Linked DNA regions of Homo sapiens: region 2 is linked to region 1. A link is an interaction called in ENCODE POLR2A ChIA-PET data of the cell type or tissue named here. Cell type or tissue: PC-9. All regions are shown on one strand.

Region 1 (8,000 bases):
AATGTTGGGTCTCCCCTTACCTCCTAAACCAATCCCTCATGTTTTAGCTCCTCCTCTGTGGTCCCAAGTTGGCCAGTATGTGTTAAAGCCAAGAGGCTCTGAATAGGAAGGGCATAGGTGGCATTTTAGAAAATGCATAGAACTATGTTTTCAATAGTATAAAAAACTAGTTTTTTTTAAAAGTTTTAATTTATGCATAGTAATTATGCATAAATTTTAATTGATGCATACTAATTATGCATAAATTTTAATTGATGCATACTAATTATATATATTTATGGGATACAATGTAATATTTTGATTGCACATGTATGCATTGTGTAATGACCAAATCAGGGTAATTAACATGGCCATCACTTTTAACATTTATCACTTCTTTGTGATAAGAATGTTCAAAAACCTCTCTTTTAGCTATTTTATTGTCATCTCCAGTCTAGTATGCAAAAGAACATGAGAACTTATTCCTCCTATCTAACTGTAAATGTGTACACGTTGACCATCACTCTCATCATCTCTCTCTCCTTCCTACCCTCCCCATCCTCTGGTAACTACTATTCTCCTCTCCACTTCAACGAGAACAACTTTTTAGATTTCAAAAATGAATGAGAGTATGTGGTGTTTGTCTTTCTGTGCCTGGCTTATTTCACTTAACATATTGCCCTCCAGGTTTCTCCATGTTGCTGTAAGTGACAGCATTTCATTCTTTTAAAAATATAACACTTCACGAATTTGCATGTCATCCATACTAATCTTCTCTGTACTATTCCAATTTTAGTATATGTGCTGCTGAAGTGAGCATGATAAAAACAAAGGTTTACCATGAAATATTAATGGCTTTATTTTAAGTGCCTTGAGGGCCAGTGAAAGAGAAAAGATGAGAAGAAGGAGAATCTAATCACTATACTCATACTGGAAACTTGGGGTAAAACAGCAAGTTTCTAAGAGTTCCAGCTGCTCAAGAACCTGCTAGTGCTCTTTTTTTTTTTTTCAGGGGAGGGGGGCACATTATTACAATACAGGGATATCAGCTTTGGGCAGCATCAGAAGGCAGCTTCACATAACTCTTCATGAAGGGTAGTGGCCAAATCTTTCGGCCAGCCCAGCACCCCTTGTGGTGCTGTAGCCCACTGGAAGGCCTCTTGCCCAGCCAACGGTTGTGACCTGCCCTGCCAGTGACCTGTTTGTTATGATCAGTGTTGGATACTCAGCCTACTGTTGCTATGCATGTTTCCAGCACCTGCATCTGCCTCTTAGAGGGCAGCTGGATAACGGTTGTGCCATTCACCTTCCACAGTAGCACACTACACGTCCCTGCAGCTTGGATATACTGGGCACCCCGGCCTGGCTCAATTTCCATGTTGTTGATGAGGGTTCCCACAGGCAGAGCCCCAAGTGGATGTGCATCCCCTTCCTGAGCAGCAACTGCCATTTGGCCTATGTGGTTGGAGTTCAGGATTGTATCTCCAGCCTGCAAGTTTTCTGTGGTGATGATCCAGTGTTTCTGGCTACCCCCAGCAACCAGAGCTATGTCTGCTGACCTACAGGGATCACGGTGGACTTGGATAACCTTCTCCTCAAAGGGTCCTGACTTGGTCTCCTCCTCAGGCCAGAAACACAAAAGTCAATCATGCAATAATGTTGCTTGTGGCCCCTGTCAATACCGTGCACCCAGATCTGGCCTGTGTGGTCTTCACCCCCAGACTTCCTCATCTTCACTGGTTTAATTGTGTACTTGGTATGACTCTTTCAAGGCACAAAGTTGGCACTAAGGGCCATAGAAGTAAGGATTTGGTGGCAGGGGAGCAACATCAAGGCAGAGGGCCATTGGAAGAGGGCATTGTTCATCACCTGGGAGGCAGGGAACAGACTCGGGACAGAAGTGGCAACGGTCGGGGGTGCCAGGCTCAGAGAGTGCAGAGTGCAGGTCAGTGCCCACAGGGCCATCAGGATAGCCAGGGCTCATCACACTCCTGCTAGTGTTCTTGAGAGAAATATTGAGATGGAAAACCTATGAAACCACAATGAATACCCTTCCACCAAAAAGAAAAGGGAAGATGACCTTTTCTTTAGATCCCACCTGAAGTAGGAGAAGGTCAAGATACGTAGAATCCTATTGATACCTATTATTAGTAGGGAAGAAGAAACCATTTAGGGAGACATATGATTGTGTCACTCAAATTCACTTCTACCCATCCTTTAGGAAAGGCTCCAGATTCTTTGGCAGAATGCCTGTAAGCTAAGAGACAGGCTAACAGAGGGATCCTAAAACAGAGCTGTGAGCAGTGGTGAGGAGGAAACCCCTCCACACCTCTCTGAGAACAGCAGTGGTAGCAGCTGCGGTGAGAGGATGGTGGATAGACTGAAGCCAGTTGAGCAGGGGGAGGAGAGTGGAGAGTGACAGTGCAGCAAGAGCAGATCTTTTAACAGCTAAGTAGAGAGAGCATGAGCAAGGGGACATGGAAAGGCTCAGAGGTCCAGGGGCTTAAATAGTCTGATTTTTAAGTTAAACCCTAGAAGCTCTTATTTATCCTCCCCTGCCCTACAGGGCTATTATTCCCAAGAAAGGGGAGGCACAATTAGAGGCACAAACTCAGTGTCTCTTTCTTTTTTTTTTTCTTTTTTTGACGGAGTTTCACTCTTGTTGCCCAGGCTGGAGTGCAATGGGGTGATCTCGGCTCACTGCAACCTCCGCCTCCCAGGTTCTAGCGATTCTCCTGCCTCAGCCTCCCAAGTAGCTGGGATTACAGGCACCCACTACTATGCCTGGCTAATCTTTTCTATTTTTTTTAGTAGAGACGAGGTTTCATCATGTTGGCCAGGCTGGTCTCAAACTCCCAACCTCAAGTGATCCACTCGCCTAGGCCTTCCAAAGGGCTGGGATTACAGGCGTGAGCCCCGCACCCGGCCTGGACTGTCTCTTCTTTGAATCAAAGTTTCAGCCACAAAATGGATCATAGAAGGTCTGTTTGTCCTCACTCACAGATATTCTGTATTCCAAAATTTCACACTGGTTGAATTTTTCATCAAACTGCAGGTTAAACCTCTCAATAAGCTTAGATCTGAAAAGTTGAAACTAATTTCTAGTGGCTGTTGAACAAAAGTAAAACTGTCTCCTTCACATCCCAGACCCTTTTTCCTCTCCCAGTGCCTCTATTTTTAAACACTTCTGTTGTTATATCTAGATGAAAAGCTGTAGGATCTGGGAGGGTAAAGGAGTAGGAAATTGTGTGGTGATATATATATTTTTTAAAAAGAAAAAACTGTGTACTCTCATAGGCTCCTATAACTGGCTACAACCCAAGCAGTGCACAAAGTTATGGAACCCAAACTTGATGGAGCTCAGAAAATTCCTCCAGCATCTCCTTTCATCTGCTTCAAACTTTCTAAAAGATTGACTTATCTTCTTAACCAGCATTTGGTGGCATATCTTCTAATTGCTTATCAATATCTCTAAATCTCTAAAGGACACTTTTTTCCAGTGTTCTCCCTCAGCTCTGAGGAGATCAACTCAGACTCAAGGAAAACACCAGCCAGGCCCACAGCGCCCTGCCAGGGAAGGAAATCTACAGAGAGTTGTGCAAAGCAGGGAGGCACCCTTATCATGTGTTGCAGAATGAAAAAGTTTGAAATTCAGTTTTACTCAATAATTGAATCCTACACTATACTCCCTCCAGAGCCTTCAATGCTATTGAATTCTTCTTAAATTCCTAAAGGCTGAAAGGAAGTTTTGAGAGAGACGAGATTAGTCATTAGGGATGGTATTAAGATTTGGGTAGAATGACAACAGGAACAAGGAGTGAAGGGCCCAAACTGAGAATTTGAAAATGAGTTTTCAAAAAGTACATCTGTTAGCCATTTGTTAAAATATGCATTAGCATACCATATAAATGACTATAAACAATAATAGGGGTCACTATTATTTGCCTTCCTACGAGCCACTCCTAATTTTTTTGTTTGTTTGTTTAAAGAGTCCTGATTTTGTGGCTAGACTTAGGGCATGAATTTAAGTCAAAGCCAGAGGACAGCAAAGTTTTTCTGTAAAGAACCAGGTAGTAAATACACCTCTGTCACAACTAATCAACTTTACTTTTGCAGCACAAAAACAGCCATAGACAATATAAACATGAATGGGTATGGCTGTGTTCCGATAAATCTTTATTCATAGAAACAGGCCCAAGACTGGGTTTCTTTCACAGACCTTAGTTTGTCAACCCCTCAACTAAAGTAGTCACAGAACCTCCATTTCCTTGTCCAAGTGACTGACCTAAGCAGAGGTAAGTGACCTAGTTTATCTCAGTAAGAAGCAAGGCAAGTCTGCCAGGAGGTTTCTGATAAAGATTTTCTTTCATGATAAAAGAGAGGGGATGTAAGGAGAAGGTCTTTTGATCCTTTCCCTCCCTTTCTGCTTTGCACACTTACGTAAGGAAACAATGCTTGAAGCCGTGGCAGCCATCTTGTCCTCTTGAGGCTTTAAGTTGGAAAACAAAAGCCAACAATCTGAGATTGGTGGAATAGAAGAATGAAAAAATCTGAGATCCTCATTAAGTCACTGAACTGCCACCTACCTACAGAATTTCATTAAGAAAACAAAAAGTGTACTGATGATTAAGTCATTGTTGGTCTGGTTTTCTGTTACTTGCAGCTGAAAGCATTGCTAATTGATATATCCACAGAATTTCAAAATGTGAGTGATGTATTTTTAACATTATCTTTAAAGTCTGTTGAAAAGCTTGAAGTATTTTTCTACCGTAGGACTGAGGCATGAATAAAAGAAAAACAAGAATTTTTTTTTTTTTAAGTACAGAATTTCTGTACTTAAACTACAGGAGGTCTGGAAATTGTACCAGAGCTGTCTGTAACCATGGTGGATAAGCTACTGTGCTTATAAAAAGATCATTTTTGGCCAGGCATGGTGGCTCACACCTGTAATCCCAGAATGTTGGGAGGCCGAGGCAGGCGGATCACGAGGTCAGGAGATCAAGACCATCCTGGCTAATATGGTGAAACCCGGTCTCTACTAATAATACAAAAAAATTAGCCGGGCGTGGTGGCACACGCCTGTGCTCCCAGCTACTTGGGAGGCTGAGGCAGCAGAATGGCGTAAACCCAGGAGGTGGAGCTTGCAGTGAGCTGAGATCGTGCCACTGCACTCCAGCCTAGGCAACAGATTGAGACTCCGTCTCAGAAAAAAAGAAAAAAAAATCATTTTTACATATGAGATAATTTTAGGTCGTATATGTATAAGTCAGAGACAATGTATTGATAGTCTGGACCAGGAGTTGGCAAACTACAGCTCGCTTTTATTTGTGAATAAAATTATGTTAGAACATAGCCACATCCATTTATTTAAATATTGTCTATGGCTGTTTTGAGCTACAAAAATACAGTTGAAAAGTTGCAACAGAAAGTTGTAAATGGAAAATGTATAATATACATTCAAAAAGCACTGAGACTTATGAACGTATGTAAAGCGTGATCAGATGATAGAGTACAAAAATGGTGCAAGAGTTCTCTGTCACAGTGTTCAGGGAAGGCCTCACTGTGGAGGTAACATTTGAACTGAGACACGAATAAAGTGAGTGAGTAAATCATGGGAGCATCTTGGGGAATAGCTTTACAGGCAGAGCGAACAAGTGGAAAAGCTTGGTATGTTAAAGGATAGCAGGAAGTCCAGCATGGCTAGAGCAAAGTGAAGGGAAGGATGGTAGTAGATGAGATAGATAGGTAGTAGGAGGCCAGCTCATGTGTGGTCTTATTGGCCATAGAAAAAAAATCTGAATTTTGCTTGCAATAAGTTGGCACTCCATTTGGACGGTGAGTTTGGAGCCAAAAACTAACACAATGTGTTTTTAATTACAAAACATCACTCTAAACCTTCAGTTCTGACTATGATAGAAAAAATGGCCACTGGCTTTATGCTTCAGCCATGCATAACCATAAAACTGGACAAAATATGAAGCAAAAGTTTCCAGGCATTGGACAATCAGGCCTGCATGGCTATAATCCCTGAGTGCAGGAAAACACAAAGTAAACCCTCCATTCTCCCTAGCTTTCTGTCTGAGGGCACTTTCTCAACGCAGCACAGCAAAGTGGAGCCCAAATGTTGAACAGAGTCTTTTGCTAGATGGAGGAAAAAAGAGATTGAATTTGAGGGCTACTAAGGCAATTGAAACTTGTGATGCTTCACTGGTAAATTCCATCAAACATTAAAAAAAAATATCACTGATGTTACACAGACCCTTCCAGAAAATAAAGGAGGAAAGAATAATTCAGAGACCATTTTATGAAGCCAGAATAACCCTGATTTCAAAATCATACAAGAACTTTACAAGAAAATAAAAGTACAGGTAATAGCCTTCATGAATAAAGATGAAAATGATTCTATAGAAATATTAACAAATCAAATCCTGCAATATGTAATTATATATAAGTCCAGCAATATAAGCTACCATCATACTTAATGATAAAAGGCTGAAAGCTTTTGCCCCAAGATTAAGAGAAAAGCAAGGATGTTCTTTCTTGCTACTTCTATTCAGCAAGGTACTATATAGATTCTAGCCACTGTCGTAAGTCAAGAAAAAAAAAAAGAGAGCATACATTTTGGAAAGGAAGAAGTAAAACTGTCTTTATTTGCCACAACATTATTGTGTATATAGATAATCCTAAGGAATCTGAAAAATAAATAAATAAATAAATAAAGCTACTAGAGCCAGAAATGAATTAAGCAAGTCCACGTGATATATCAATGTTCAAAAAACTAATAACATTTCTATATATTAGTAACAAACATTAAAAATAAGAATATTTAAATATACCATTTATAATAGTAACAAAAATATATAAAATAGGGAGAAATTTAATAGTTGGTGTATAAGACCTCCCCATGGAAAACTAAAACTCATTTCTGAGAGAAATTAAGCCTAAATAAGTAAAGAAATAACCTATGTTCATGAATTGGACAACTCATATTGTTAAGATGGCAATTCTCCCCAAATTTAATCAATAGACTAAAATGTAATCTGAATCAAAATTCCAGGGAATTTTTTTTTTTAATAAAGCTTGACAAGCTGCCAGGTGCCTGTAATCCCAACACTTTGGGAGGCTGAGGTGGGTGGATCACTTGAGTCCAAGAGTTCAAGACCAGCCTGGGCAACTTTGTGAAACCCCGTCTCTACAAAAAATACAAAAATTAGCCAGGTGTGTTGGCATGTGCCTGTGGTCTCAACTGCTAGGGAGGCTGAGGTGGGAGGATCCCTTGAACCTGGGAAGTCGAGGCTACAGTGAGTCGAGACTGTACCACTGCACTCCAGCCTGGGTTGCAGAGCAAGACTTTGTCTCAAAAAAAGAAACGTAATTGACAAGCTGATTCAAAAATGTATATAGAAATGCAAACAACCTAAACTAGCTAAAATTATCTTGAAAAATGAGAAAAAAATTGAAGAAGTTACATTAATTGATTTCAAGACTTACTAGGAAGCAACAGTGGTCAAAAGAGCGTAGTATCAGTGTAGGGATACACAAATATACCAGTGGAACAGAATAGAGAGTCAAATAAAGCCACAGTTACTTGGTCAACTGATTTTTGACCAAGGCATCAAAAACAATTCAGTGAAGAAACAAAATTCTTTTTTAAAAATGTTGCTGGAAAAATTGCATATCTCTATGGAAATAAATAAATCTTAAACCTACCTCATATCATATGCAAAACTGTATTCAAGATGGATCAAATACCCATATGTAAACTAATGCTATAAAGTTTCTGGAAGAAAACATAGCAGAATATTTGTATGACATAGGATAGACAAGAATTTTGTAGCACAACACAGAAAATATAACCATAAAATAAAAATTTGATAAATTGGTCTTCAACAAAATCAAAAACTTGTGCTTGTCAAAGGACACCAACAAAAATAAGCAAGTTACAGACTGGGAGAAAATATTTGCAAAATGTATCTAAGAAAGTACTTGCACTTAGACTCTGTAAGAAACTTCTACAACTC
Region 2 (8,000 bases), 280 kb before region 1:
AAGACAACACTCTGGAGAAAAGATGATCTTTTCAACAAATCATGTTGGAACAACTGAACATACACACACACAAAAATACGAATTTAAACACAGACCTTACACCCTTCCCAAAAGTAAACTCCAATGGTTCACAGTCTTAAATGTAAAATGCAAAACTATAAATCTCCTAGAAGATAGCATAGGAGAAAATCTAGTTGACCTATAGTTTGAGATGACCTTTTAGACACAACACCTGAGGCACAATCCATGAGAGAGAATTGATAAGCTGAACTTCATTAAATTAAAAATTTATAACTTGCAAAAGACATTGTCAAGAGAATAAAAAGAGAAGCCACAGACTGGGAGGAAATACTTGCAAACAACATACCTTCTGAAAGATGAAGCCGGGCACAATTGCTCATGCCTGTAATCTCAGCACTTTGGGAGGCTGAGGTGGGCGGATCACTTGAGGCCTGGAGTTAGAGAACAGCCTGGCCAACGTGGTGAAACACTGTCTCTACTAAAAGTACAAAAATTAGCCAGATGTTCAAAGGTAATAGATGATAGACTAGCTTTGGAAAAGCAAAAAAGGAAATTCCCTCACTCAGAGTGCTTAACAGATTTTTCTGGTCTTTGATTTAAAGTATACTAAAACCTATAAATGCCAAAGTCTCCAAGTCTAAATGATCTACAAGTAGTTTTGTAGGTTGATTTATTTCTTTGGTTCTCTGAGCTTATCTTCAAATTCAGGTAAATTCACTGGCAGCATCCTCACAAATATACGGAAAGTTTGTTATCACTGATTTTTTAAAGCCCCTATTTTTTTTCAAGTTGACATGAGTCCTGCCCAGATAACTATACTTACGTATTTATGACTTAATGTATTATCAGAGTTTTATCAGGAAAACAGAGAGTATTCTAGGCATTTGGGGCAGGAAGAAATTTAACAAAGATAATTTGGTGCTTACAAAACTGTTGGAAGGGCAAAAGCCAGAGAAAGCTACCACTAGCACAGGCTTGCCATTGGATTCAGGCAATCAGAAAATGGCTACTGTAACCCAGAGCAGGAATTCTACTTCAATGCCCCCAATTGAGACAAGTGATAATAATCAGGGGAACATCCAATTGAGACCAGTGATAATAATCAGGAGAATATCCAAAGTCCACTGCAAAATCTCACTTTTCAATGCCTGATTATCTGCCTGCCAATACAGGTAGAGGAATAATATTATTTCTATCCACTGGTATGCAAGAAATATCTAACTGATTCATTGGGCATGAAAAAAGTGCTTATTTGTAGTATTTTCCAATTTCTGTGGTATAAAAATTCCGACTATGGCTGATTTAAAGCTACTGAATGCATAGTTGGAAAATGATGTCCATGATCAGTTCCTTTGAACTTTTATGAGCCAACTTGACACATCACTGTTTCTGACACTCTTCTGCCTTCCAAATATTACACAAATGTATCTCACTGATGGACCCTAATGCCAATTCAGAAGCCTGCTGGCAAAGGAGACTGGGAAACATATAGCTCTCAGATTTCCAGCCCCCACAATGCAGAGTGGAGCAAAGGAGGAGGTGTCAACTGTGCCAAGAGCCAACACAGCTAATGTCCAGATCACATAACATACAGACTGATGTTAAATGTCATGTTCCCTTTTCCTGCAAATAAAAACAAACCAAACAAATCCTTGGTGATTTCATCTGCTTTATGGCTCAATTTCCAAATAATATTCAAGCTCTATATGGGTCATTTGAAAATCACTGTTTAAGCAGGCACAAAAATGCTAATTCAAGTTAACATTGATTAAGCCATTATACTGTGCTAGTTATTGTTTTAGGCTTTGCATACATTACACCACTTAGTCTTCCCAATAATTTCATGTGATAGGTTTACTATTATCTGAATTTTATAGATGAAAAAAACTGAAAAATTTAAGGTTAAGCAAATGCCCCAGATCACATAGCTACTGAGAAGCCAGCAGCATGTTTCAATCTCAATTTTTCTGACTGCAAAGCTGCAAACATATAATATTTTATGATTAGTTTCTGCTTCTCAGCACCATGTTTGGTTTTAGATACCTGATAGCATTGAGAATGTCATAGAATCAAGATCCTGAATTGTTTTTAGGACTTCCTTGGATCTTAGCAATTATCTGCTATTGGAAATACTGTAATAAGAAACTGCCTAAAAAAACAAAATGGTGTAATTTGCAGTTCACAATAATTTGTTCACAGTTCACATAATTTGACCTTGAAGTCCCTCCTTTTCCTCAGTTTCCTTCATTGCCCCTAAAGTTTGAACTCTTCCATTCTTCTGGTTTAAATGAATACCCTCTCTTGTTAATGGTGCCACTGAGCTTAAAGTATAAGAAAGAATAAATAATCTGTATAATTTTCAAAAGGGAAAAAATGTGTGGTAGAAATAGGATCCAATCTTCCTTTTAGCAAATGTAAATTTGCTACATTAAATACTTTGTATGTTTCCAGGTACAGTGACTGGTTTTAATGTATAAGTTGTATTTTTATCCATTGCTTAGAATCACCTCTCTAATTTTTCATGTCTTGCTTAATCTAGTAAAATATCACTCTATGCTTTCATGTCACATTCACATACCTTGCATTCCCTTTTTCAGATTCTGTTTTAAAAGCAAGTAAGCATCTCTCTTTATTAAAAATCATTAAATGATAATTTAGTCACTGTGCTTTTTACCTGTGCGATTTCAAGCTAATCGCATGGCTGCTTATTTGTCCAAACAAAAGCAATTGTGCTTTCTTTTTTATTCAGTCCATCTTAATTTTAAAAATGAATAAATTGAATGGCATATTTGTTGGGGGAGGGGCTGTCCTTTGATGAGCAATGGGCCTGATTTCAAGAGCAGGTGCTGTCTGTGTAGGACATCATATCAGTTCTGGCCATGCTTTTGCCAAGGCAGGCTGAATCCATGCCAACTCATTGCCTCGGATGCTTTCAATGCTTGTCAAATACCAGAACGTAAGATGATTCTCAGCTATGTGATATCTAGTGAAAGCCAAATCAGAATATCAGATGCACCAAAACATAGCAAGATATTGACAACTCTGAGGTTTTTATTTCTTCCACCAACTTTAACCTGAGGATCAACTAACTCAGTTGCCTGGTTGACAGGATAAGAAAAAAAACCTGAGTAGCAGTTACATATTTTTTAAGAAGAAACGAAAGCACTATACTGATTAATCTGCCTATTTATCAAGAGACTTTCAGAATTATAAAATTCAGAGATACTTTTCTCAAGCACTAGAACAAACAAGATGTTCTCTTCTGAAGATATTTTCTTTAACATTTGTTGGGTTTCTCTGATATTTGACATACCCACTAAAGCAATTTTTTCAGCTATATGATATCTGGTTATGTCTAGCTGGTGTTAAACTAGTTAAACCTGATTTGACAGTCATGTTATAAATCATTGTGGAAGGCTGAACAAAACAAGTGTGGATCCTTGGGCAGGAAATCCACTAAGAATAACAAACCTGAAAGTTGACTATCACTAGTGGAGATGACATCAACATTGACTTTGGTTGCTATTAATAAACACACTAAAAATGCAATAGGTTTAATGACTGTAAATGCTGTCTCCCATCTCAGCACAAACTGCTGTGTCTGGGAATAAATGAGTATTTATCATTTCCTGACTTCTGCTCTGGCCAGTGGCCAACAGAGAATGTACATCAAAATTAGAAGAGATGGGAGGTGAGACTTGGTTCCAAATTGATCTGAATGATGATAGCAAGCTTAAAAGCTGCCTCCCTGCTTTTAAGGTTCACTGTCTGTTTTCAAAAGTAAAAGAAAACATTCAAGAAAATAAAACAGGAAACTGGTCTACAGCTTAGAGAGAATCTTGCTCGATTTGATTCTTTTACAGCATTGCATTATCATCTACATTAAAGCAGAGCTTACCCTGCCAAACCCTGAAATGCATAAAATGGAAATGAGGAGGAAAACTGCCTTTGTCACTCATCTGTTTCTGTCTTAGGAGATGTCTCCAGTTTATCTGCTTGCTGTCTCATGAAGAGGTTTTATGTGACCACATTACATAGCACAGATGCCATGGAGGGACAGACCTGGATGCGTGCTGGCTTGACCTATCTCGTAGCAAATCCCAGATACATTTCATCTTAATGAAACACCCACATGGATCTTCATACTCAGAAGTCACTTGCTCCCTAATCATGTTATGTGTTATTTGGAATTTTGAGGCAGCTTCTTGCAAAATGCCATCAAGTTCACTACTGGCAAAGTCAGGAAAATGCATAGGTTTAGATCTTGATCATTGTCCTAGAAGCAATATATAACTAATTAAATTTTTATGAAGGCTGGGCAGAGTGGCTCATGCCTGTAATCTCAGAACTTTGACAGGCTGAGGAGGGTGAATCACTCATGGTCAGGAGTTTGAGAACAGCCTGGCCAACATGCTGAAACCCCATCTCTACCAAAAATACAAAATTTAGCCAGGCATGGTGGCACACGCCTGTAGTCCCAGCTACTTGGGAGGCTGAGTCAGGAGAATCGCTTGAACCCTGGAAGTTGAGGTTGTAGTGAACTGAGATCACACCACCACACTCCAGCCTGGGCCACAGAGCAACTCCATCTCAAAAAAAAAAAAAAAAAAAATATATATATATATATATATATACACAAAGAGTATATATTCCAATAACTACTTTGAACAAGGAGATATATTCTAAGGAGTTTATGAGAGGAATATACTACTATTATAATATTATAATTATTATTAAATATTTATTAAATAATTTCATTCTTTAAAACAATATGAAGTAGCTGGCAGAAATTTGAGGTGATAACTTCTCTCACATATATAATCACATACATACACATGTATTAATATTAATGCACACACACTCAAATGTGTGGACACTATTAGTTTCCTAGGGCTGTAGTAACAAAATGTCATAAACTGGGCAGCCTAAAACAATGGAAATGTATTCTTCTTCTCTCCCAGTTACAGAGGCTAGAAGTCTGAAATCAGGTTGTTCACAGGGTCACAATCCCTCTGAAGTTTCTAAGAAATCCTCTGTCTGCCTCTTCTTACTTTCTGGTGGCTGATAGGCCACCCTCAGCATTCCCTCACTGGCAGATACATCACTATAATCTCTGCCTTCATCTTCACACTGTGTTCTTCCTTGTGTGTGTCTGTGTCTGTGTGTCTTCTCCCCCACTTATAAGTACACCAGTAATTAGATTAGAGCCCATCCTAACCCAGTATGACCTCATTTTAACTTAATAGATCTGCAAAGACTATTTCCAAATAAGGTGATAGTCACAGGTATCAGGGGTTAGGACTTTACTATATCTCTTTGGGGAACACAAGTCAACCCACAACAGACACACATGAAAGAAAAAAAAAATGACAGCAACCATATAAAATGCAACCAAAAAGAAAATTATTGTAAAAATATATGACAAAATTCTCTATACTTTTATAGGTGGGTAATAAATTTAACAATCAACATAAAAAGGGAAATCAGATCATGTACACAATTCAGAGTGTCTATGAATTTTAAAACATATCAAGTGCTACAGAAAAGTTTCTGATGCTAAGACCAGAGACTAATAAATCTCAAATTTAAGAATATGCATAATGACCAGGCGTGGTGGCTCACGCTTGCAATCCCAACACTTTTGGAAGGCCGAGGCAGGCAATCGCCTGAGGTCAGGAGTTCAAAACTAGCCTGGCCAACATGCCAAAACCCTGTGTCTACTAAAATTACAAAAATTAGGCAAGCGTGGTGGCACGTGCCTATAATCCCAGCTACTCATAAGGCTGAAGCACAAGAATCGCTTGAACCTAGGAGGTGGAGATTGCAGTGAGCCAAGATAGCGCCACTGTACTCAAGCCTGAGTGACAGAGTGAGACTCGGTCTCTCTCTCTCTCTCTCTCTCTCTCTCTCTCTTTATATATATATATATATATATATATATATATATATGACGGTTTCCTTATAGGCAAAAATTTGATTATACACAAAATAAAACATCATTTTCCTAGTTGCATATACATCCTTCATTTTAAAATATAGAATTATTAAACAATAATAAATAGGGAGAAAATATGCTTTATAAGTCACTGAAGTCCAAATGTCATATTTAAATATGGTCATACTTAAATATTAATATTGGTGATCATCAAGGAAGTCCAACTTTATTGGAAATTACGACGTCCATTGAGAGGCACTACAAATACACAGTTCAATGATTCCCCAGTCAAGGAGGCACTTCTATAATTTGGGGAAATTTTTAGGAGGGCACAAGAAAAGCACTGTAACATTCAGAATGTCAGTGTCTGAACTGATAACAATGCTATGAGAAGGGTCCCAGCTCTTTGTAAACACAGTTTCAGTTAAGATCACAGAGAAGATTTTTCCACAGATGGATAATTCCAAGGATATAGTCAAAATCAGTAGCAAAATAAGATTTGATTTCTAGGGATTCACTGCAGAGCTAAATGTGTTGGAATAATTTGGAAAGTAAATGATACTGCATTTTTAAAAGATATCATCATTATTTCAAATCTTCTTCTCATTTTTCCAAATGGTGGTATTTTATTTCAGGTGCTCATCTTTTGGCTTCCTTTCTTAAATCTGAAAACTAAGTTCCCCATTTCCATGCGCACCATTTCCTCAGCCCACTTTAAAGGAAAGTCAAACTGTTTTCTAGAACCTTACTTGTTAGGCTGGATTTTTTATAAAATTTTCTTAAAATATTTAAAAAGATTTGCTAGACAGAAAAAAAATAGCCCCTCAAATATATATTCCATTTCTAATCCTCAGAACCTGTGACTATCACTTTATATGAAAAAAGAGTGAGCATTACCTTATATAGCAGAAGACCTGATTAGGAATGTTGAACAGGAGCATTATCCTGTATTATCTGGGTTGGTCCTAAATGCAATCACATGGACTCTTATAAGAGAGAAGCAGGCCGGGAGCGGTGGCTCATGCCTGTAATCTCAGCACTTTGGGTGGCCGAGGCGGGTGGATCATGAGGTCAGGAGATCGAGGCCTTCCTGGCTAACACGGTGAAACCCCATCTCTACTAAAAATACAAAAAAATAGCCGGTCGTGGTGGCGGGCTCCTGTAGTCCCAGCTACTCGGGAGGCTGAGGCAAGAGAATGGCGTGAACCTGGGAGGCGAAGCTTGCAATGAGCCGAGATCACGCCACTGCACTCCAGCCTGGGTGACACAGCGAGACTCTGTCTCAAAAAAAAAAAAAAAGAGAAGCAGAGGGAGATTAGACACAGACACTCAGAGGAGAAGACTATGAAGACAGAGCAGGGAGCGGTGCAGCCACAAACAAAGAAATGCCAACCACCACCAGAGGAAGAAGTAGAGGATTCTCCCCCTCCCCACTCTGGAGGTAGACAACACCTCAATTTTAGACTTCTGGCCTCTCAAACTGTGAGAGAGTAAAATTATTCTTTAAACCACTAGATTTATGGTAATTTGTTACAGCAGCCACAGAAAACTAATACAATAGGTAAAAACACAAGAAACAAAGGAAACAAAAAGACGTAATTAAAAAAAAAGTCCCCCTCCAGAAAAAAATAAATATATCTTTTTCTATTGATAACTATCATTTACCAAGCACCTGCTGGATAGGTGCCAGAGAAGGATTTACATGCTTTATACACATAATCCTAATAATCCTAATGCTTACCAAAACCCAGCAATGTAAATGTGATTATCCCCATTTTGCAGATGAGAAAAATTGACTGGCCCAAGGCCACATACAGTAAGTAAACAGAATTCCTCAGATTCAACCCAGACGCATTCGACTCTAAACTTTCCACTGTTCCGGCAACACTCTGCTGCATCCCATACTTCTCTTTTTAGCCTCCCCTTTCTGTCCCTGTCAGCCCTCTCTCCATCCAATTGCAGAGCATACTTGCAACTGTTTATTTTGCTATTAACCAGCTGCAAATATTTCCTTCCAAATGCCCGGGAGCCAACCAATTGCATT

Evidence for each region. ChIA-PET counts read pairs that join two places held together with the same protein. Peaks named below come from ENCODE experiments on the same cell type or tissue, not always from the same donor. Only the 100,000 strongest peaks of a DNase experiment are listed, where the experiment ranks them.
Region 2: POLR2A ChIA-PET joins it to region 1 with 24 read pairs; 1 of 35 experiments calls an interaction of 5 or more read pairs at or near these places.

The regions. Positions count from the first base shown.
Region 1 is chr12:89,746,858-89,754,857 of GRCh38, reverse strand. All of the region lies in intron 2 of LOC107984543 (a long non-coding RNA gene), which reads right to left. It also overlaps the pseudogene MRPL2P1 and the pseudogene RNU6-148P. Among named protein-coding and RNA genes, the nearest start is that of ATP2B1-AS1, 42 kb to the right of the region's middle. In PC-9, no CTCF peak of the experiment used is centred here; a DNase peak (open chromatin) is centred at 3,957; H3K27ac peaks cover 1,864 bases.
Region 2 is chr12:90,024,452-90,032,451 of GRCh38, reverse strand. The region is part of intron 8 of LOC105369890 (a long non-coding RNA gene); the gene reads right to left. Among named protein-coding and RNA genes, the nearest start is that of LINC02399, 81 kb to the right of the region's middle. In PC-9, no CTCF peak of the experiment used is centred here; a DNase peak (open chromatin) is centred at 3,521.